Linked DNA regions of Mus musculus: regions 2 and 3 are each linked to region 1. The links are chromatin loops, found by intact Hi-C in ENCODE. Cell type or tissue: heart. All regions are shown on one strand. Each heading gives the region's core, and the rest is flanking DNA. Links, peaks and the distances in the headings are about the cores only.

Region 1 (7,946 bases), core at 1,773-6,772:
GTAGTGATGCGAGCATGTGGTCCCAGCACTCAGGAGGGTGAGGCAGGAAGATCAGGAGCGCAGGGCCAGTCCGGGCTACAACAAACTGAGACTCCACCTGAGGTATCTGAAGAGGGTAGTCGTAGTCACAGAGGAAGGAAAAGAAAGGGATTTCTTTTCAAAGGCCTCAATAAAATAACTAAGATAAATAATGTTGAGGACCATTCTGGGTTTAAGAATAGAAAGTTGTGGGGCTGCAGCAACGGCTCATCTGATAAAGCACTTGTCACACAAACCAGAGCTCTTATCTCCAGAACACATGGGCAAGCCAAACAGGTATGGCCATGTTTGTAATATGGCTGGAGAAGTCAAGCCAGAGCAAACTAGCTAGTTGGCCTGGTGGCGTTCAGTTATCTCCAGGTTCAGTGAGAGACCGACTCAAAAGATAGTGTGGAGAAAGAACAGAAAAGATACCTATGTCACTTCAGGTCTTCACATGTAAGTTCTGTGCTCACGAGAGCACACACACAAACACACACACAGAGAGAGAGAGAGAGAGAGAGAGAGAAATACAGACAGACAGACAAGAGACAGAGACACAGTGACAGACAAAGAGAGATAGAGAACAATGCAAAACAAGCATCAGTGACATAAATCTGCAAGCTAGTGTCACATGCACGTTGCAATTTCGAAATCTCAAGTTGTCATGTTTTATTCTTCCACAGCCATGAATTATTCTACTCAAGAGAAAATTTAAAAAATCTGCACATTGTTCTTGCTCCATATCTGTATCACATAAATGGGTACGTCACCCATGAAGTGATACGTGGGCAATCCAATCAGAATCCAAGGCATTTACAAGTTATCTTGGCACCAAGCTGACTTCCCCCAGTATGACCTCTGAGAAGCTTCTGGCCACATTTTAAAGGGGACAGTGTGTGCTGATGCAAGGTCAGCCTCAACAAGTGCATGAGAGAGAAAAGAGATAGGGGGTCACAAAAGGTATCTGTCTGTATTTCGCACACTCGTGAACATCAAGTTTCTCCAGAGAATGAAAAGGATCACTTAAGGCGTCACATTGAGCAGAACTTAAGATGTGCCAAGCATTTCACATTGGTACCACAACTTCAGATTAAGCAGTCATTACCTTATTCTAAAGCTGAGAGGAGAGAGAACAAGGCTGAAAGCATGTATGTTTTCTCATCAGATACTGTGAAGTCTGCCCTGGCATCACTCATTTCCACACACTGTACACATATTCTTAGGTTTACCACCAAAACACTTGAAAGACATTGAGTGGCTACAGTGCGGAACTGATCTTTGCTTCAAGAAAGCTTTATGTTGCCACCTAACTTCCAACAAGCTATATAAGACATAAAAATGATTATCAGTATACCAGTTGATAAACTAAACTGATCATGGTGTTTAAAACAAATGGCAACTTTGAGAAGTACATGAGCAATAACACTCACACTGCAACAATAATAACACCCTACTAAAGTAACGGCCAGATTCTTCAGGCTACAATGCAAGGTTCTAATTTAGCGAAGCAAGTCATGCATACGAGCCATCACCCCCTTATGTGTGGTTCTTGCTACTTCCAGGGGCTTCAGTTCCAGAACTGTACTCCACTGAAGTTCCTGGGGGTCATCACAATGCACAGATATAATTTAAGCAATGCTTTCCATGTGAATCTCTGCAAATGGAAATGGAGTACTGGAAACCAGCCTATCACACTGTCGTTTCCACGTGGCTCCCCCTCTTCGCTTCCCTCTTCACACACCAGCGAGCTACAGAACTTACGGGGAAAGTGCATTTGCAAAGCCACAGTTGACAGTGCACCTTGGCAATGAATCACATTCGCATGCTGAACACACAACAAATAAATTCAGTGTGGCATAAATATGCACCTGATGGTTCCTCGGGAACACAGGAATAAAGTTTGCTACCCTTAAGATTTCACATTTTTAAGACCTTGCGGTTGCATATGTAGTTTTGCCAGAAAATAATTTTTTTCAGAAAATAATTTTTAATGCATAGTGAAGCATAATTCATACTTTAGGCCCTCAGTGTTCTATAGATACATGTCTAAATATCATATTGGACCTGCTATCAATGATATGAGAAAATTATCACAGGAAATTCACCTATACAGAGAGAAAATAGAAGACAAGGATTGGTAACACTCACTGTGACCTGTAACAGGGGGAGGAACCTATAACAAATTCTAGTCATCAAGGGCAACTCATGTATCATCATCAGCACAGCTGTCTCCCAGACTCACTGTCCAAACAGGTCAGGGTGAGTGGGAGACCTACAGAAAGCTGCGCCTGCACACTGACTTAAGTTTTAGTCTCCATTTTTAAAGGAAGTGGTGCCTTTATCCTCTTTTAAGAACTGGGCAGCAGTTAAGCGTAGTCAAGAGAAATGCTTGCTTTATCATAATGTTCAACAATGTGACAGTATTTCCGAGTTTACTTTCTTCCTAAGCTCCGTATTCTTGGTTTCAACACTCCCTCTTCCAGATCACCACCCCCCAGAAGAGTCAGCCACTGCCCTGACTCATCCCTGGACTCATTTTAGCGAAACCTGAACAAAGCATTCCCCATGGGGACTCTTAAAATAGCAGGTGCAACATCACAGAAATCTGAAGAGAGAGAAAGGCCAGCAGCCCAGCCTGCCTCACTCTTGGACCATTTCTGAGAGCAGCTGAAGTCAGTACACTCTTTAAAAAGTTGAGGAAAAGTTTGTCTGCCAGAGACTATCAGCCAGTCTCTGCTGGGCACAATGCAGAAACACATCAGGGGTGTATGGGGTAGTTCTGCAAGTATCATCAGGGAATTTCATAGCAGACATGAGGGTGGGGACCAAGATCCCCTGATTTAAGACATCCAATCACTCTTAGCAGGAGAGTGGACCGAACAGAGTATATAGACTATGGCTGGCTAGCAAAGAGTATATACCCTTCCTTCTCGGACTGTTGTCAACCACTTTGCTGGGTTCACGAGCTTCCTCGCCCTAACCCTGGAGATCCATTCACTCCCCTACGCCCAGAGAGGCTGCTGAAAGGCTGTCAGAGTAAATCTGTGTTCACTTTTTGGATGGTTTAATTTCAATGGAGCATGAAACACTCCAGGATGGTTAATAAGTTTAGCCAGGCATGCCGTTCTCCCCAATATATTTTAATTATGCATCTGTTTTAATTGTAATCAGATTAAGTCACCGGAAAGGCACAAATTGGGAGTTGTCCCTAATGGCTATTGGAGCTTTTCATCAGTTTCTAAACACTAACAATATATTTTAAAAATAGGTAGAGACATCAGCACAAGGGTGATATTTTTCCAAGCATCAATGCAGTTTCTTTGACAACACAATCCGGGTCTCATTAGCCACCCAAACTAACCCAAATACAGAAGACAACTTCTGTCTCCAGGGCGTCTTCTTCTGCAATTAGCACCAGCGAATCACTAATGTCTCATGCAAAACGCCCAAACAGAACTGAAAGCCCACGTTTTTATAAAGGAATTCCCCATGATGCGTGAGCAAGGTTGGGGGAGCGAGAGATACAACCAGCAGCGAGATACAGCTCAAAGTTTACTATCATACACGTCAAAGAGAAAGTTGACTCAGAGTACGCGCGCTCTTTCCTCTATTTGGCAACTGTCATATGTGCGTTTAACTTCGAGAAATCAGTGTCCTATCAATAAAAGGAAACCACACGGGGAGGATCTTCTAGGGGTGCAGAGGTGCTTCCTTCCAGCCCACACGTAAAATCGCTTAATATGCTTTTTCTTTCTTTCTTTCTTTCTTTCTTTCTTTTTTTTTTTTTTTTTTTTTTTTTTTTTTTTGCACCAAGGTATACCAAGGATTGTTATTGGAATTTTTACTTTGGCTGGTTGTTTGTTTAACGTGGGTTCATTAAACAGTCTTCCAAATTGCCTGGATTTCCGCAAAGAAACTTAAGCGCCTGCCAACCAGCAAGAAGCAAGCAAGAACCTGCTGCAAAGTAGGAGCGGAAACTCGTTCGGCCCGCCCAGCGCGCCTGCGTCCGTCCCGGCTGTTTGCTTTAGGTGTTACGGTTTCCGTGTCGCCTAAACCTTCAGGTGCAGATACCTGTCCCCCCAACCCCGCCCCCAAGACGCGCTTCAGCCTGACAGCAAGCAGTACCAGAGCCACCGAGGAGCCCCCACCCCACCCCCGTCGCACCGCAGCCATTGCCCCTTTCTCTCACCCACTTACCTGTCATCGTAGCAGAAATCAGCACTCAGGGTGTTGAGATACAAGGCGAGCCCCAGAGCGCTGCTCACCAACTCTGCAATCATCTCTCCACCGCCTTCCCTCCGGCTTGGCTCCCAGCGCGAGCGCAGCAGCGGCAACAAAAAACAGAAGCATCAATCCCCACCTTCCGCCGCCTTCTCCTCCTTGGCTGCACTTTTCCCCGGCTTCCCCGCCCGCCTCCTCGTCCTCCCTCCTCTCCTTCTTCCGATCCCGGGCTCCTCCTCGGGGCGCCGGGCTCCGCTGTTCCTGCGTGCTCCGGGGGTTGCGGGCTCACACCGCTCTCCCCATACCCGACAACCGCGAGAGGCAAGCGGCGATCGGCTTCACGCCCCCCGGCGGAGAATCGGGGCTTGTCCTTTTCCCGCGGCTCGCGGTCCCCACCCTAACCCATGGCACTTTGGGACGCCCTAAGGTAAAGGACTGCGGAGATAGAAGAGTGCAAGAGGGGGGACCAAAGGGCTGGACAGAGCGAGGATCTGGGACCAGCGGGAGGAAAGGAGAGACAGAGAGAGAGACCGAGAGAGAAAGGGGCGGGTGGGAGGGACGAGGCGAACCGCCTCCCTTCGCCGCCTCCCGGGCGCACGACTCCGGGGCCGTTCGCAGCAACTCGGCCGCCACCGCGGCTGCGGCACATTCACTCTTTATTGGTTCCCTCCCGGACCCCTCTCCAGTGAAGTGAGAAGCGGCGACTGGGGACTCCAAAAGCTCCCGCGTGGGGTTCTCGTCGCGGCCCCACGCGCCTGCGTGGCCAGCCCACCACCCTAAGCTAGCCCGGCCCCTTTCTCCACCCAGATCCTCCCCGCAGACTCCTCCCTGTCTACCCCCACTGGCTGGAGGCTCCGCCCACTCTTCTAGCTGCTCCAGCCTGGTACTCTGGCCCCACTCTCTTCTTCATCTTCCTTCACCTTCTTTTTGACTCTGGAAAGCCTCCCCCAAAGCCCAGGACAAAGATGACTTTTGGAAGATTGCCCAAAACGATAGCTAGAGTGTGCCCTGGGCTCTGGGAGATGGAGGAGAGAGGCGACAGGAGGAGTCAATGGTTTGCCCAGTGCTGCGGGGAGGCGCTTTGCACGCTCTAGATCGCAAGCCAAACGTCTAGTGCCAAGAGCTGTCAGGCAAAAGACTGGTCAGCTGGAGAGACTTCTCGGGACGCGGAGAGGTAGAACAGGTTTGCAGAGCGCTGGCAACCTCGGTTGACACTAAGGATCTATTGCCCCGCGCGCGCGCGATGCGTGAGCTGAATTGGGATGGAAGGGCCTGTTGAAGAGCCAGGGAAGCAGCGTTTAGGAGAGAGTTTTCCGAGGCCACGCCGTGACGGTCGACATTAATATTAGTGGAAAGACGCGTGCCCCGCAGTAAGATCATGAAAAGGGATCCAGGAAATGAAAGAGGAGAGGCAAGAAGGTAAGAAACACCCACGCGTTCCTCAGAAATTGCGTGGGGATGGGTGTCTTTAGTGGTTCAGGACTGTCAAGCTGACTCTGAGACTATAGAAGAGACCACGCTAATGCAACCCTCTACAACGGCATCCTTAAACCCAGCAGAGCGGAAAGCTAATGCCCTTTCCTTTCCGCCCGGATGCAAGACTGGATGGAAGGCATCCAACATGATGAAATACGGTGCAGAAGAATGGTCTGGGCAGAAGGAGCGCTGGGTACTAAAGTTGCATGACCAAAGAGATCCGAGAGCTGTCTGCCACACCCCCTTCCTGCCTGGTTCCCTTTCTGACTGCCCTGGTCGCTCCCTTGGACTATGATGAACACGACTGCAGCGCCCCCTGCTGTGGGGAAGCTACAGGGCACAGAAAACACGTCCTTGCAGGGCTGACTTCCAACTTCCCCTTTTGCACCTAACCAGCAAGCTCTTCAAAGATAATAAGGAAAGTGGACTCCCTGGGTATGTGGCAGCGATCTGAAAAGTTTGAACGCCTGCAGAATAAGGATGTCTGACTTCACAAAGAAATCGTTTGGAAACTGACAAATGTGTGTTCAACCTCCAACAGGCAAATTGTGATTTGATCAAAATATTATGAGCACGTAGGAAGTTCTCAAATAATATATTGAAGATGGTGATTCTTGTTCTTCAGTGCTCCCCGGTATAATGTATTTTTTAAAGTTTTTTTAAAAATCATACCAGTTGCTCCATTCGGATCCTCTCTGACCTTCTTCTGAGCTTATGTATTGATATTGGATCCTGGGGCACTGGGGGAAGAATAAATACTTAAGTCAGATACCTAGATTTGAGTATCAACTCAGCTATTAATTATTTGAGTAAGTTGGGGCCAATCACCTCCTTCACCCCTCACTTATAAATACTACTTTGGTTGGGTGAGTTTCCATGTAAATAAAGCATCCAGAGGGGGACTGGTAAGTGCAATAAGTTAGCTGTTATGATTTCCAACGTCATCCTTTTACTTCTTAACTAATACTTAGACATTCCTCTCTAAAATACATACCATTACACCCACACTGTTCCACTCTTAGTCCGAGCCATCACCAAAATACACCCATCACATCCACAGAGCGTTAGTATCTCCTGCACAAACTAATCTGATGGCCTTGTAAATGGTCTTGCTTCTACACCTACCGCCCCTGCTCCAAGCATTTACTTGAGGCTCCAGACAAGCAGCTTTAAGTTCAATCACTCCACTTAAGCGTGTGTAGTGCACATAGAATAAAACTCTCTTAGTCTGGCTCATATGGTCCTCCCCCTCTTCTCAATGTGTTCATCTGTGTATGCCTTCTCTGGAACCTTCTTTTCTCTCGTACCTGGAACTGTTTTCTCCCCAGACATTTCTTTGGCTACTTTCCACTATCTTTCAAATGGTATTTCTTCAAAAATTCTTTCTTGTATTTTATAAAGCACACACACACACACACACACACACACACACACACACACACACACACATACACACCCCTCTTTCCCATCATCCTTTATCACTTCCTTCTAAGTATCTTTGTCTGCTTGTTTGTTTGTTTGTTTGTTTGTGGAGTTTTGATTTTTTTTTTGAGACAAGGTTACTCTGTGTAGCTCTGACTGTCATTGAATTCACTCTGTAGATTAAGCTGAGCTCAAACTCAGAGATCCATCTGACTCTCCCTCTAGAGTGCTGCTATTAAAGGCCTGTACCACTACTACCTGGTGATAGGCACACATCAGTTTATTAACTAATCCCTTGAATTTCCATTCAATCTTCATAAAGCTTGTCCCCTCATCCACAAAGTGCCCAGAGCCCATAGCATCTGAACATTGTAAAAGAAACTTCTAAAAAAGGGTAAACAAGTAAACAATAAGAGTATTTAAGTGTGATTATAGAAGAGCTGAAAGCCCACAAATATTCATCAGGAAGAAGAAACTAAATTGTTGTCTATGTTAAAGATGCCAAAGCCAGAGGGAAGAAGGGTGACATTTCTTGAGTGCATCACTTCCTCGGGAAGATCCATGATAGGAAATCACACAAGGACAGCTTCTTTCCTAAGACTTATGGGCATACAACTACTAGAAAGCTTTGGGTTCAGAGAGCTAAAATCTTGTGAGCATTTCTCCATTTCAAAGGTCTGATAGTTTTAAAAACATTAAGTGTGGCTTCTTCTACAACCATCCAGCCCCTCTGAATTGAAAGCCTCAGAAACTGAGACATGCCATAAAATGGTACATCTTGAGATTCTTAATAGACAGCAGACTGC
Region 2 (7,946 bases), core at 1,609-6,608, 450 kb before region 1:
CCCAGTTACTTTCTGTCTCTCTAAGAACAAAAACAGAAGTCATAAATCAAAACAAACAAAACAATAAGATTAAAGAAAATAGCAAAACAAAACACAATGAAACAATAAGCCCATTCCAAACAAAACAAACAAACAGGAACATTAAAATATGGAATTTGTTTTGTGTTGTCCAGCTACTTCTGGGCAAGGAACCTGATCTGAAGTGTGATGGACACTGACACTGCTTTGGAGAAACCAATTTTCTTTGTGTCAGCAGGTATGGATAGCAGGTGGAATCCTGATCTACTTCATCCTTTCAGGGCTCAGACCCCATCTAGCTTGAACCTATGCAGGTCCCATGTATTCTATCTCAGTCTTCTGTGAGTTCCCATGTGTGTCACTCCTACAGTGTATGGAAGGCGTGGTTTCCCACAGATCATCTACCACCTACAGCTCTTACTATCTTTCTGCTTCTTCTTTTAGACCCTGAACTTTGACATCTCCCCCCACCCCCCACCCTCCCGTTTAGGACCAAGTGCTCCAAAGTCCCTTACTCTCTGTATATTGTCCAGTTATAGACCTCTGTATTAATTTCTGTCTACTGCAAACTTCTCTGATGATGGTTGAATGATACAATTTCTATAGGTATAGCAATATGTCAATTAGTAGCCATTCTACTGCTATGTTCCTTTAGCATAATAATAGCAGTAGGTACTCCCCTAGGCCAACTGTGGCCATCTAGTCTCATCGTCTTAGCTACTTTAGTAGTGTCAGGCATGGGTTTCATCTCATGGAGCAGCCCTTAAATACAGTCAAAAAGTATTCTGTTACTACCATAACATTTGTGTCCTCATTATATCAGCAGGCAGGTTACTCTTGTAGGTTGGAGGGTTTATAGCTGGGTGATACTGATGATTAATTTTATCATTCAGTAGCATGAAGACTCCCTTCCATCTTCATGAACACGAGTCAGTATAGGTGGGACATAAAGATGAAAGGAATTTTAGTGAAGTCACCATATAATGAGAAAGACAATGCCCCAACTAGAAACCTTAGGGTATCAAGGAAAAGCTCCAGTAGAGTGAATGGGTTACATCTTGTTAAGTCATTGGCCAAAGGGGATCCCACAACATCCCCCCAAAACATCACAGGCTATTTCCAAAGCTATCAGTTGCTCTCCACAACTTGGGTGTTAAGGGCCTATGACTGATGATGACATTCCTGTCATCAAACAAGAGATTTTGATGAGAAGGCTTGCATTGGGAAATGTTAGGAATCTCCAGAGGCGAGAGTGTTAGGGGAGGAAGTACAATTGGGATGCAGGAGGAGCTGAGCTGAGCTATACTGGAAAGAGATCTTTGAGTTCTACAGGATCCCCACAGAGATTCTGGAACCAAAATGGCTCTTCTGAGATGTCTCAAAGGAGGCAAGAGAATTGGGCACTTTTACTCTTCTACAGTCTGTCGTTAATACAGTTGCCTCTGGGAGGAAGCATAAAACCTGGGCAAAGCAATTCTAGTTGGCAGAAGGCCCTGCCACTCCAGGGATTCAGCTGTGAGTTGTCAGCAATCAACATTCCTAGCAGCTGGGAATGTTAGGAGTAAGCGGGTATCTGGGCATCTCACCACAGCCCCCACTATAGTTCACACCTGCGTGCTCAGGAGCCACCTTTCAAAATAAGTTCACCCAGCTGAGACCGACGCCTCCAGGAGTCTGGTCTATCTCCTTTCCTGTATACATTTACAAGAACAAAGTTCATGGAAACAGTGGGGCCCTCACCGCCGCAGCTGTTCTCCGGAGTTATAACGCGTTCATTGTCTCCCTCTGCTAGTCAGCATTTCAGTCCCCCTTGGCTAGCACTTCTGCTCACACAGGTGGCCTCAGCAGCGAGGATGACTCCACACACTCGTTTCTGAGTCTCCTTGCCCTAACGGCCACAGAGCCTGGAAGCCGCTTTTATTGATTTAGAATAAAAACTTGAGAAGAAGGAGCTGAGAAGATGCATCGATGGGCAAGGGCACTTTCTACTAAAAAATAAGGACCTGAGTTCAAATTTCTGGAACCCACATAAAGCCAGCCATGGTCAGACAGTGCTATAGGGGTGGTAGGGGGTGACGGTTGCACACAGGAGGAACAATGGGGCTTGTGGGCTGAAAGCCCACCTCCAGGTTCAGTGAGGAACCCCTTTTTCTAAGGCAACACAGTATAGAGTAAAAGAACAGGATACCAAATACCCTCTGCTGGCCTCAGCCGGGTACACATGGATGTGTACACACACACACACACAAACACGAACATACACCACACACATACTATACACATACACACACAAGAATTGTTCAAGGAAATGAAAGGATATCTATCTGGATCTTTTAGGTTCCAAGCTGTCTTGCCTCACTTGACTGTGCTACAGCACTCTCTTCCTTCAGAGGACTGGCTCAGCCATCCCTGTCAGTATGAAAACTTCTTACTGTCTGTCAGTCTCTAACATCAAGACTCACAAACGGAGTTTCAAGCAGACACCACACTCTTAAACGTTCATAGCAAACATACTGAGGTGCCTGTTGGAAGCCTCCCTTCTTTGGGTATATGGACCTCGAGAGTTTAGGAGGTTGATTCAGAAAGCAAAATCTGCATCCGGATCATGAAGAGGGATGGGAAATGGAGGCATGCCTGCATCCTTGGATTCTGGTTTCTTGTAGGCTAATTGTTAGAGATGGAGTAACCTTTACAGACTGATCACTAGTGTGCAGATTTGCACTGAGCCTGCAGTTTGTATGATGGCCTCTGAAGACAGGCTCTAAGTGGTCTCCTTACCAGCTGCATCTTTAAATTCTCCTCCCCTTGCTTTATGATGTGGGTAGCAGATACCACCAGTAGATCCTAAGCTACCTGCTTAATGTTACAACTCCCTTGCATTGAAAGAGCTGCTGGAACTGGGCTTATTATACCACACATTCTGTCAGTGAATTGAACAGCCGCAAACACTCACATCGGTGATGGCTAGAGCTCTGCAGGCAAGTACGACAAACACATATATGTGTCAATTCCTGTCACTGTGCATCAATACCTCTGGGATGTAAGGAATATGATACACTCGGTTTCCGGCTGGGTAACTGCTGTATTTGGTATCGTCCATGGACAGAAGCACATGGAGAAACAACAGTGTCTATCTGGCAGTATGAAGAGAATCCATACAATCTCCACACTCACTTTCACTGTAGTTGCACTCAGAAGCAGAGTGAAGAATGATAGATGGTGGTTGGCATGGACCATTCCGGGAATCCTATTTCACTGAATGCCAGTTCTGTTGCTTTACTGTGCATTTCTTTTCTCGGCCAAAGGGAGCCTCCCATGTACTTGCTGTGGCAAATAACTTTTAAGCTTACCACACTTTTTTTTTTTTTTTTTTTTTTTTTTTTGTGAATGCAGTGTTAAGCTTTCTCAGTACACACAACTGGAGGGATATTCAGGTAGACAAAGATTCCCAGGTTACCCAGCGTGGGCTGGGGGTTGGGGACACGGGTGTGGATTTACCTCAGGTCCCAGCTAGTTTATATTTTTCCTTGCATCGCATCAAATCTACTTCAGTCCTCAATACCATCTGCCACGGGGTCCTCCTACATGGCATTTGTTTATCTTCTTAGCATGTCCTGGGTCATCACATTTCCAGTCACATAGCCAATTAGATCTGTTGTGAAAGGAGATCATTAGCACCCCAATAAGATACACCCCATAAAACTTGTGAGGCCAGGCATCTTGTAAAATATCTATGGGCTCCAGGGTAAGAGTATCCTGATATTCTCTCAAAAGAAAAAGAAAGAAAATAGTTGTGGATAAGGCCTTATCCACAACTAAAAAAAAAAAAGAGCCACAATTATTAGTGGGCATTGGAGTTTCCAGGCAGAAGTCATATTTGAGCAGTCTGTTCTGACTCATTAAATAGGTATCTATAAACCTGAGAACTGTAGCCTTAAAGAAAAGCTCCGCATCAGGTCTAACCACGGAGAAATTTGTTCTGATTGAATGTTATGACCCAGAACATCCAATAATACTTAAACTATGCAGGGCAAGTAGAGCACTGAACAGAAACTGTGGCCAAACCAACTAGAAGAACCACAAGCAACAGAAATAAAGCCCATCATCTTCTGCAGACCACTGTTCTCATTGATGAACCGTCCCTGCTTTCTGCCTGCAAACAGCAAGAGTCTGACCACAGAGCACCAAGAGACCTTGAGATGGAAAACCAATGGCTTTTTAAAAAAAAATTTTATTAGGTATTTTCTTCATTTACATTTCCAATGCTATCCCAAAAGTCCCCCATACCCCCCACCCACTCCCCTACCCACCCACTCCCCCTTCTTGGCCCTGGCGTTCCCCTGTACTGAGGCATATAAAGTTTGCAAGACCAATGGCCTTTTAACTGATCCACAAAGTCATAGTTTGAGCATGCCGAGCATCAACTGAGGAGGAAGGGGAAATGGGCAAAAACTCTGAGACTACAGAAGGTCCTCCAAGCACATGCGAGCAGCCTCAGCACCTCACCTTGCTACATTGCCTCCTTGGCCATCCTTCATACTAACAGACGGAAAACCTTCCTTGTGATCCATTAACTGGAGATTCAAGGAAGGCTCTGTAAAACACCTTAGTCAAATAATAAGTATTCATTTAACAGAATGCTAGACAATAATGGAACTGAATGGCTGAAAAAGTATGTGTATCAAATAGATTAATATGTGGGTGAGCACATCTGTTGTGGTTATATTTATATAGAAAGGTCAAAGTGTTCAGTTTAAAAAATTACAATGAAGTCAGAGTGTTGGTATCAGGATCGGCTCCAAAGTCAGTGACATCACACCTAGGCAACAGCAACCTGCACACATGTTGCCAAGGCAACCAACACCATATTCCCAGAAGCCACTTGGCTCACTTCCCACTTTACCTGAGGCTATGTCACTATTCAAATAAAAGAAGAACTCCTCTGATCTCTCTCTCTCTCTCTCTCTCTCTCTCTCTCCCTCTCTCTCTCTCTCTCTCTCTCCTTCTCTCTCTCTCTTTCCTCCCTTCTCCTTCGCCACCACCTTTGCCCTTTTCTCCTACAGTAAACCTCACATGGAACTGTTTGGCCTGGTGTGGTCTGTCTAGACCCGAGCTTCTAGCACAATACAGAGAATAGGAAAACAAAAATGGTGGATGTAAAACCTAGGCTCTGGATTCCTCATGTAGGTTAGATGGGGTGAGAAATAACCAGTGATTATTTTAAAGATATGGAGGGTTTGAAAGGACCAGCAATATTTTGTTTCCTAGGCTTGTGATGGGTACATCCATATTCAAGTACATTACTACATTTTTACCAATGGTGAAAAGTTCTCAGATTACATAATAGAGTCTATAAGAATCTTGAAGAAACAAAATCAAAACAATAGACCAATGCTGAATTTACGGACTAACAGTATTGTTTCTCATTATAACTACATTGGAGAAGCATGGCTATGAACCTTCAATACACTCCATTGCAAGTATTTTGTGTTTTCAAAAGGGAAACCAAAGTAATTGAAAAGCTAAGTTCGTAGGAAATGATCTCCACTCCTGTTTTCTCTTTAGTCCCACTCTGATGTATGACCACATTTTGCCTTGGAGCTTCCTGACGGTAGGCCCTACACAGCTTTATGGGTCTTCGGAGGCAGCCATACTAAATGTTCTCCTCAGGTCATGGCTGCTCCCTGCCCAGCTCTATCAGCTCTATTTGCAGATGAACTCCACTCTGCTCTAGGAACTTCCTCTAATCAGAAACCCCCAAGCATTTTTTTAGAGGCGTTTATTCTCTGACTATGGGCGTTTCTCCTTTTCTTTTTTCTATTTGTCTTTAAGTCTTCAGCTCCATCAATGGTTCTTTCCCTTCTTTCCTTCTAGACAATCCCATTTACTGTTTTTCTTTCCATGACCTTCCTTCGTGGAGCCAATCTAAGCACAGACGTAATCTTTCTTCACATGAGAGGGACTACATAAGAAAGAAAGAGAAGACAAAATCAGATGCATGATAATATGAAGCTACTATTGATTTCATTTGATCACGTTTTTACTTCGACATATTTAATACCTTTCATTTGGCTTCAATAATATTGAAAACACATTGTTTCTTGGCGATTTGAAAGCTCATTACTCAAGAAGTGGCACTGTTTAAGGCATGACTCCTTCCACCCCTCAACTGCTCTCTACCATATTGAGAAACAGGGTCTTACTCCAAACCCAGAACTCCCAGGCTGGGATAGGCTGGCTGGCGGGCTCCTTCTGGGGATCCACCTGTCTCACTTCACCTGGGCTGGAGTGATCCGAAGATCTCTCTGATGGGTAAAAAGAAAAGACTTCAACAAGTGAGGTTAACTGACAGTTCCCAAAGATTGCTGTTGTTTGTTTATTTGTTTCCTTTTCTTTTCTTTTTCTATATTTCTATGTTCTTGCATGGTACAGAGCTTGAGGCTGGACTACTTGCTACACAAAAGGGCCCTAGTCTGACCTTATGTATAAAGTCAGTCATGGTGGTGAACACTTATCACCCCAGCCCAGGTGAAGTGAGACATTGGGACATTGTAAGGTATGAAGCTTTCAAATTCACATCATTGAGAGTAAGATGCTTAGAAATGACCAGAATGCTGGACGTGACTGCCATGGTCACCAGCGCTTTAGCGAATTAGACTGGACCTATAAAATACTTTAGTAATGACAGTTACTGCAGGTGTGGTATTTCTCTAATACCTTTGAAAAGCCATTTTTGTCATCATAAATGTTCAATAAAAATCAAAAGTAGAACATTTTCTGAAGCATTTGTGATTTTTCAGATGTTAAATCTGACTCCAAGTTTCTTAAAAAGAATAAAATATTTATTCATGTTTGTGACATTTTCGAAAATATCTTCTCAAAATACTTTGTTATTAGGCGAGACAATGTTTATAGATGATAATTATCCAAATGTAGTAGCATACAAAACAGAGGGGTTTTAAAGTTTTCTTAAAAGAAGTATTTAAATGCAGCTGTTGCTAAGACATTGACATTGTTATGTTAACGCAGCTGACCTTAGAGATAAGACTGATTCATTTAGTTATATTTCAAAAGATCCCTCACTTCCTGCCAGGAAACTTGTATAGGTCAAAATAGTCTTTTCAGGAAGAGAACTCAGATTAGGCAATTAACCTTTTAATCTGTTTAACAATTCAAATTCCTCTCATTTCCAAGTTATGCACGCAGTCTGATGAAGATAATGGAGGAAGTTTAAAAGGGTGTTTGTGAGTCATAAAATATGGTGTGTTGGGGGTTGCCTGTTTGCCCGTGCACATGTTTGTATGTGTAGCAGAACATAATAATTAAAAATGAAAAAGACAAAAATTGCTCAGGAGTTAAAATAATCCAAGGTATTTTTTTTCACTAACAGACTTGAGGTAATGATTGTTATATGCCAGAGGTTCAAAGCAATGATGGATATTATATCTAGGATTTTTTTTTCTTCCCTGTCCTACCCTTACAAATCCCTCCCTCCATTGCCTCTCCCCTTCTACCCAGAGAAGGGGCGCCACACTTGGTGACCACTCCACCCTAGGACATCCAGTCCCAGAAGGATTAGGTTCATTCTTCCCCACTGAGGCCTAACAAGTATCCAGATAGGGAGAAGGGAATCTAATAGAGGGGAATAGAGACAGAGACAGCCCCTGTTCCAGTTGATAAGGGCTAACAAATTTCTTTCCTAGCTGATTTCCTTAATATTTCATGGGAGAGAATGATCATACCCATTTCAAAACAAACCAGTTATGAATCATAATTCATTATCAATTAATGTGAGCAATTTATTTGGCGTAGAATGAACATTGTGTGAAAAACCTGTTAGCCACACCGTGCTTTTAGCTCAATACACCAATTCCTTTAGATAATGCAGTAGTGCTAAAAGTACAGTTAGAGACAAAACAGCTGTGGTT
Region 3 (7,946 bases), core at 1,609-6,608, 73 kb before region 1:
TCACTTGCCTGCTGCTGACTGGAGGGGCAATAAAGCCAACTCCCAGGGACAAGCAAAAACCGTTTGTCTTTGAAGTGTAAGAAATTTTTTTTAAAGTGCTAAAAGTGTCAAGGGGAAAAAAATTGTTTGAAAGCTACAGAGCTCAGAAATATGAATCTGGCTTCGAACTTGGCAGAAATCAAAGACGCAGTGTTGTAATGGAAGAACAACATAACCAAACACGCTGTTCAGTTAAGGGAACAGAAAACAGCACCAGGGATGCAAAGGCCCTCTTGATGTTGTATGGGACAACAGTATTTCCATGAGGCTGCTCAACACTAAAAAGGACATCTACATCAACCAGTACTTGCCAACCATGACCTCAATAGAAGAGGAGTCACACTAAGAACCTAACGGTGGGACAGGGTGCTGGCTTCTGGAGACGGCACAGCTTTCACACTCATAAGCTCACAACAGCGGTGTCTATCCACACCCAAACTGCACAAGATCAAACCAGACCAATTCCCATCATAGATGGGTGGTGTCCTTAGTGAGAAGTTAATGGCTTTTGATACCTGCTAGGGATGGAAAAAAAAAATCACTTTCTCAAACGTGTGGCCACTGGCAGATTCCAGGGAAGAGCCCCACCCCTATGTACATATTGGCAGCACTAAATGGATCTACAGAGGTACAGAAATATATAGATAAAAGAAAAAATAAGATGTGATGACATGGGGCAAAGGTAAGAGCCCTATAAGTCAATTATAGATTTAAAAATATGTAAATGAAAAGTTTCATGCATACATATACATATAAGTATATACATACGTATGTATTAGCAGCACAATGTAGGACAGGCAAGATGGCTCAGTAGTTAAAGGAGCTAAATCCCCTGTTCTCCAATGGTAGAAGGAGAGATGGCGTCTCCAAGGTCAAGCTCTAATCTCCACCTGTACAATGCTGCATTCACACATTCACGCTCTCTCTCTCTCTCTCTCTCTCTCTCTCTCTCTCTCTCTCTCACAGACACACACACACACACACACACGTACAAGACAACTCACAGGCATGTGTACATGCACACACAAGCACACACATGTACATGCATGTACATGCATACTCACATGCACATACATACCCACACACACACACACACACACACACACACACAAGCCAACTCACAGGCACATGTACACACACACACAAGCACACACATGTACACTCATGTGTATGCACACTAATGTGCACACATACACACACACACACACACACACACACACGGAAAGGATGGATAATAAGACCATAGTGACTCAACTGTCACTGTTGGAGACCAAGGAGAAGCCAGCACTCCAGACATTTTAGTATCTGCTCTAATAAGCTTCTGGGAATTAGAGAAAATATTTTTTACCCAGCTCAGATCTATCAAAGACAAATAGGACAGAAACAAACAAAATGATAAAGATTTTTTGAAGTAATCAAACATTATCCAACTGAACAGGGGAACAGAAGTATTTCTTAATAAATCATCAACATTCAACAACATGAATGAGTCCTTAAAAAAAAATAGAAGTTAATGAGTTAGAGAATAAAAGTAAACCGAGCAGACAGATTGCCACAAAAGCAATAGAGAGTTGTCAATGAAATTCTTTCTGAAGAGAAGTGGGCTAACATGGTTCCATAGATAAATTCATGAAAACCCAAGGGACAGATATTCTGTCACATAAAGTGTTTCGGAGAACATAAAAGCATCCCAAATCATTTTATGATGCTAACATAATTCAGGAAACAGCCTGAAAAAAAAAAGAAAACCAAACCCTAATTTCATTCATGAATTCAGCTACAGAAGCCCCCAAATCTCACAAAAGGATTCCACAAGGTATTAATACATCATGCTGTATTCATGTTAGTTCTATTTTCTCGTGTAAAATTCATTTAGGGAACAGGAAAATCATTAGCATAATTCTTTGCATCACTGTGAGGACACAGGCAGCCAGACAGCTCTTCATATATTTCTTTTAAGTGGAAGTTGTCTTTCTGAAAGCAGGAGAGGGAACACACAAATTTATCTCTGCTCTCTCATGAATTATGACAGAACTATGAAGACGGGTTGTTTTGTTTCTATGTTTGTTTGCTTCCTTCCTTCCTTCCTTGCTTGCTTTGTTTTATTCCGTCTTGTTTTTTCTTTAGTTAAGGACTTATATTTAGTCCAGGCTTACCTGAATTCACCCAGGCTGGCTTTGAACTCCTATTTCTCCTGCTTCTGTCTCCGACATGTTGAGGTTATAAGTATGTACCACAAAATTCAAGCAAGGAAGGAATATTTTTAAAGGCGTGTAAGCAAATTAAACTTTGTTTAAAGAACAGACTCTGTGTGCTCATTGTACCTTCTGGTAAACTGAGTGCCTTTCTAGTGCTATCATTCAATAAATATATGTTTATTTAAATTTGTATTTAAATATTTAAATATTTAGTCTGCATTACACAGCATGTCAGTTGTCCCTAATTTCTCTTTTCCCTAGATACACTGTTGATTCCTTCAACAGAGACCTTGTCATAGCTGTCATTGTTGTTTCCTCCCAGCCACACCCCTTCCCCTCCTCCAAGACTCCCCCCTACACAAACACATTCAAACCAAAACTTGAAGAAACTGGAACAACAGAAAAGAGAACATCTACTTACTAAAAGAGAGCCCTTACCTCTATGTGGGCTCCAGTCTTTAATCCCAGCACTTAGGAGGCAGAGACTAGAGAATCTCTCAACCAGGATTAAGTAGAAAGGCCCTGTCTCAGAGGAGTGGGGGTGGGGGTGTGGTAGGGGAGAGCTAAAAAGAGAGGAGAGAGATAAAGATAGGGGTGCTGAGGATGTGAGTCACCTGGTAGAGTCTTTACCTAGCATTCAGAACATAGGTCGCACAGAACTATAATCCCACTAAACAAGTGACAGCTGAAGGATCAGGGGGTTTCAAGGTCATCTATACTGCCAATTAGAGGTCAGCCTGGAATGCATGAGACTCCTGTTTCCAAAGATTCCTAGACAATGGAATAAGGTTTAGAGTGTAGTTCACTACTACAGTGTTGGCTTCTTTGAGGCTTTGCTGTATGGCAGGAGTACAGGGGAGAGACGTGGGTATCCAAAGATTATTTTTATTAACTTACTCTGTTAGAATTCTAAGTGTGTGCATAACACATTCTTGATTACTCAGTCCACCGTCCCTCCACTCCCTCTTATCCCTATCAATCCTTCATCCACTCTCCAAATCCCTACCCGATTTCCTATTTTCCTGTTTTGTTATAAAGATCTGTAACATATCTGAAAGTGTGCAAGGATCGCAAGATTGTCCAGCAGGTAAAGGGAGTTGCTATGCAGCCTGGGGACCAGAGTTCAATTCCTGAAGCCCATGTAAAATAGAAGGAAAGAACAGACTCCACAAAATTGTCCTCCCACCTTCGCAGGCTGTGGCACTTGTGTACACACACACACACAAACACACAGATGATGATAATGGCCATGATGAGGAAGAGAAGGAGGATAAGTGTTCAAGTGAATCTTAAGTTTCACACATCTCTCACCATCTAAGGATTCTCTGGGGTGATTTGACATTATAAGCATTTTGAGCCCAGAACAAAACAAAAAGAACAATAACGAACACTTCAGTGCCTGTCCCGGCTCAGCTGGCCCATGATATGACTAATTTACAATTACTACCACTGCTCTGTGTCAAACAGCATAGATGTTTCCTCCATAGCGAGGTTTTCCAGGCTGATCCTTAAAGCCCTGCCTGCTTCCAACACTACCAGTAAGACCCTGCTGGCCCTCTCTCCTGCCTTCAGGGTGTACACCACAAAACAGACTCTTATCTGGGACTGCAGACACCCAATCAGTCAGGTTACCTCCCCTCTTCCCGTTTCCTGTTTTTCATCAGCAGAAGATGGTGTTGGCTAAATCCTTGCGAAGACATTTCTAGGACTTGGCAAGAGGAATCTGCCCAGTGATTCACTTCATTTCCTCCTCCTTGGAGGAACCATAATCAGCAGCAAACAAGGTTGCAGATATCTAACTTCCCACCGTTACATCATCTTAACACATAACTCACAAAGATGGCTATTCTAAATCTAGCCTAATAAAAAGGGCGAATAGTCAAAGTATCAGAATGCATATATCTTTGTCCCCTTATCACCAGGTAAATTTTCCTACATATATATATGGATATGGATAAAGTTTAAGTGAATCTTAAGTTTCACTCAGACTCATCTCTCACCATATAAGGTTTCCCTGGGGACCATATTTATACATACACACACACACACAAAGACACACATACAAGCAGGCATCTAAAAAAAGAAAGAAAAAAATATATATATATATTAGATGCCCGCTTGCCTTTAGATTATACTTTCTTCTAGTTTTCCCAGGTTAGAAATTCTAGGGTGTGTCCATTTTCTGTATTTTATTTATTGATTTTTCCAGTACTGGGGAACAAACCCATGGCTCAGCATAGTGGAGGAAAGCACTCGACCACAGAGCTACATTTCCAGGCCTTATTTTTGGTTTGGTTTGGTTTTTTGTTTTCTTTTGTTTGTTTGTTTGTTTGGGTTTTTTTTTTTTTTTTTTTTTTGAGACAGATCCAGTGAAATTGACTAGTCTGACCTCGAAGTCACTAACAGCTCAGCAGGCCTGGAACTTGAAATCTACTCCTGAATGCTCCTCCTGCCTCAAATTTGAAAACGGTTGGAAAAACAGGAGTGCGCCATTTGTGCCAAGCATGGCCTTGTGCGCCATCATCAAAGAAAATAATGCCTTCAGTTGGACTCCGAGTGGCCACAGCATTCCTTGAAGAGAGAGAACAGTTTGGTGGTAAAAACCTGTGTTATGCGTGAGCCCAGAAGGCTTGGTAATAAACATTTAAAGAGCTCTGCAGTAAAAGGATAGAGATGGATGTTTGAGTCTAGCTGGGGATAAAGAATGGCCAACCACGCGGCAGAGGGCTGCTCCCTGAGAGTAGAGTGGATACAATCAATGAACATTTCTAAGAGCAGTGATCGCTGCTGTTGCTGAGAGCGGAGATGGCTGAAAGTCGGCTTTAAGCTGTTACCGAGCTTTGCTGCAAACCTCTGGCTTACATCAGACCTTCATTAAGCCTGGGTAAACAGCAGGAACATCAATGGGGCTCCTACCAATAAAGAGGTCAGTTCAGCTGAGCAGAGTCCCAGGGAAAGAAGAAAGATCACAGGCAGGAAACCCGCCATGTGTAATAGGGATCAAGACCTGAGCAAGAGGCAGAAATTTATCATCTATCATCAGCAGTGGCTAAGAAAAATGTGAGCTTTCTGTGAATCCATATGGATGGGAAAGGCTCATGGGATGCCATGCTTGGGGGGACAGGCATTCGGGCTAATGTTACCTGGAGTCTGAACACTTGGATGGCAGTGGCTTTGGATGTCACATGTCTCCCTGTGAGCCACCTCTATTCTAACCCTGCCAGCTCTTCACCTTCTGCCACCTGACCATAGGTGAACCTCAAAAGGACAATTCCTTAGCACACTTAGCTACTAGGTGGGACAACAAGAATTGTAAGCAGCTGATATCAGCATCAACCATAGCCTTTATTGTAACATATGGAAAACTGAAAGGTCTTTCACTCTCCCGGAACTGAAAGAAACCAGGCTCTGGTATTATCAGACTTGCTGGAGATGACACAGTTGGTAAGGACTAAGATCCAGAACATGATCAGCAGTATGCTCCTCACTGCTTGCTCTCTTACAGTGCCCTTAGTCTGGAGTGCCTTTCTCAGCAGGAAGGCTCTCAGCCTCTAGGTATCAATGGGACACTATTTTCAAAAGAAACCCAAGACCCACTGCAAGCCAAGGCACCAGAGAGCGTAATTTTACAAGGTGATTGAATACTCCCCAAAGCTAAGAATCCAATGAATACAATCTACTAGGAGAAAAGAATAAAATTGTAAGACTATAATCCATTGGAGGGGGAAAAAGACTGAAAATAAGGCACACCATTTTTTTTTTTAATTTTGTTCTTGGATACTGTATCTGCAACACATGGTCAACTGGCTTGTCTTGCTAGAAAGATACTGGGCGTAAGTATATGCCTAGATACAAAGAGAGTTTCTTTAACAGTCTGACCATACCATGAAAAGGAAACACCAAAAGCAACTCTGACTATTTTCCATTTGTAAATTAGTTATGCCCCAAGTATATGCTTCATAATTCTAATCCTATGGCTACCTAGACAAAGGCAACAGATTTAGATACATAACCAAAGATTTCAATTTTAAACATGATCACATTTATCTTTATCACTTTACATCTTAACTCTTCAGTTTCTAAGCCACAGGCACTAATCCATTCAAGTTGCAACTTGAAGGATATTTGTAATGTAGTTACAGTTTACAGACTAGCCTATGGTCTACCATCTATAGAGGTACAGTGGTTACTACTTGTAACTAAAGTGTAGGAAAAACATATTTATTATCTTTAAATTCTTACATGCCCAGATTTTCATAAACAAGTGGCTAGCTGGAAACTTTGAAATTATTATTTCTTAAACTTTACAATGCATAAATCAACAGCCAGCAAACGTTTTACAGAAAGCTAGAACTATAGTTCACTGCTTATGTAATGGTCTAACATGAGAAATCAAGACCTCAATGTTACAGTGTACCCTCTTCACGCACGCGCGCGCGCGCGCGCGCGCACACACACAAATGTATACTCATTCTTGGGAATATGTCAATCAAGATCAAAGGAGGGCTGGAGTGCTGGAGAGTTAGCTCCGCAGTTAACTGCATTTGTTGCTCTTGAAAGAAGACCCAGGTTCAATTTCTAGCACCTGTGTGGCAGCTCAGACCTGTCTGTAACTCCATTCTCAGTGGATACAATGTCATCTTCCCACCTCTATTGGCAGGAGGCACAAACAGAGGGCACTTACTTACATGCAATCAAAACACTCATAAACATAAAATATAAAATGTCTAAATGTTTAAAAAGAACAAAAGGAACACTGTTGACACTTATATTCATGTCTATTTAAAGGTAAGATTTATACAAAAGATTTGTATTTAATTGCTTTGATCACTTTTGCATAACTCAGGCAGTTTTTTAATGAGGCTACTTTACTATGGAATGGGACACTAAGACACATTCTTATAACTTAGGTGTTTAACAGGTTGATTTGCAAAGGGGATGTACTGAAGGGGGCTATTTCAAATAAGAACAAGCCTCTTGCACAATGGAATAGAATTGAAAATAATTTTCTTACGTCCTCTTTCATTTAATTGGTTACATACGATACTGTCATCTCCATTTTGCCCTGAAGTAGTAATTAGGGAACACTTTGTAAGATGCTTAAGGTAGAACACAGTACAGAGTCCAGCTCTTGGCAACCAACCTACCCACTGTCTGTCGAACTACGCTGCTTCCTACAGTGCCACTGAGTTCTGAAACCTGCTTGGAAATCCAGAAACCACATTAGACGCTCAGCGGATGGATGAATGTTGATGTCCAGATATTAACTAAACCGACTTAAATCATTTTATGATATCATAATGGTTCTAATTATTGTTGGAGTCCTATTTTAGTCAGGTGTGATAACATCCACCTGTGATTCCAGCACCTGTGAGGTGGGAGGAGGGAGACTCAAGTCAGTCAGGATGGCATAAAATCCTAGCACAAAGACGGGGTGAGGGAGAGGGAAAATTTATGGTATGACACATAAGGTGGTTTGTGTCTAACTTGCCATCTGCATAGAGAGTGATCATTCCACAGCTTTATCTGCAGAGCATCAGAGGACAGTTATGGACCATCTGTGGTGGTCTGGATAAGAATGCTCCCCACAACAGGCTCATATATCAGAATATTCGGTTCCCAGTTGGGAGGTTGTTCAAGAAAGATTAGGAGGTGTTGATCTGTTAGATCAATGGGGTGTCAATGGGGTGAGGGGGGGATTGAAGTTCC

What was found. Hi-C counts contacts between places; a loop is a spot of excess contacts. Peaks named below come from ENCODE experiments on the same cell type or tissue, not always from the same donor. Only the 100,000 strongest peaks of a DNase experiment are listed, where the experiment ranks them.
Region 2: a loop joins it to region 1, with 2.5 times the contacts of the local background. A loop is called at or near these places in 2 of 42 quality-filtered maps.
Region 3: it touches region 1 in a loop (5-fold over the local background); 3 of 42 quality-filtered maps call a loop at or near these places.

What each region holds. Positions count from the first base shown.
Region 1 is chr10:105,569,449-105,577,394 of GRCm38, forward strand. Tmtc2 (transmembrane and tetratricopeptide repeat containing 2) reads right to left here and starts at 5,031. Exons shown (of 12, transcript NM_177368.4): 1 at 4,219-5,031. The coding sequence starts at 4,301. It overlaps Gm15663 (predicted gene 15663), which reads left to right and starts at 5,103. Exons shown (of 3, transcript NR_038032.1): 1 at 5,103-6,239. In heart, for the core only: a CTCF peak has its summit at 4,592; DNase peaks (open chromatin) are centred at 4,153, 4,343, 5,043 and 5,973; H3K4me3 peaks cover 4,008 bases; H3K27ac peaks cover 2,254 bases.
Region 2 is chr10:105,118,790-105,126,735 of GRCm38, forward strand. No RefSeq gene overlaps it. Among named protein-coding and RNA genes, the nearest start is that of Gm40753, 17 kb to the left of the region's middle. In heart, for the core only: no CTCF peak of the experiment used is centred there; no DNase peak of the experiment used is centred there.
Region 3 is chr10:105,496,820-105,504,765 of GRCm38, forward strand. All of the region lies in intron 1 of Tmtc2 (transmembrane and tetratricopeptide repeat containing 2), which reads right to left. Among named protein-coding and RNA genes, the nearest start is that of Gm46241, 44 kb to the left of the region's middle. In heart, for the core only: no CTCF peak of the experiment used is centred there; a DNase peak (open chromatin) is centred at 3,812; H3K27ac peaks cover 1,071 bases.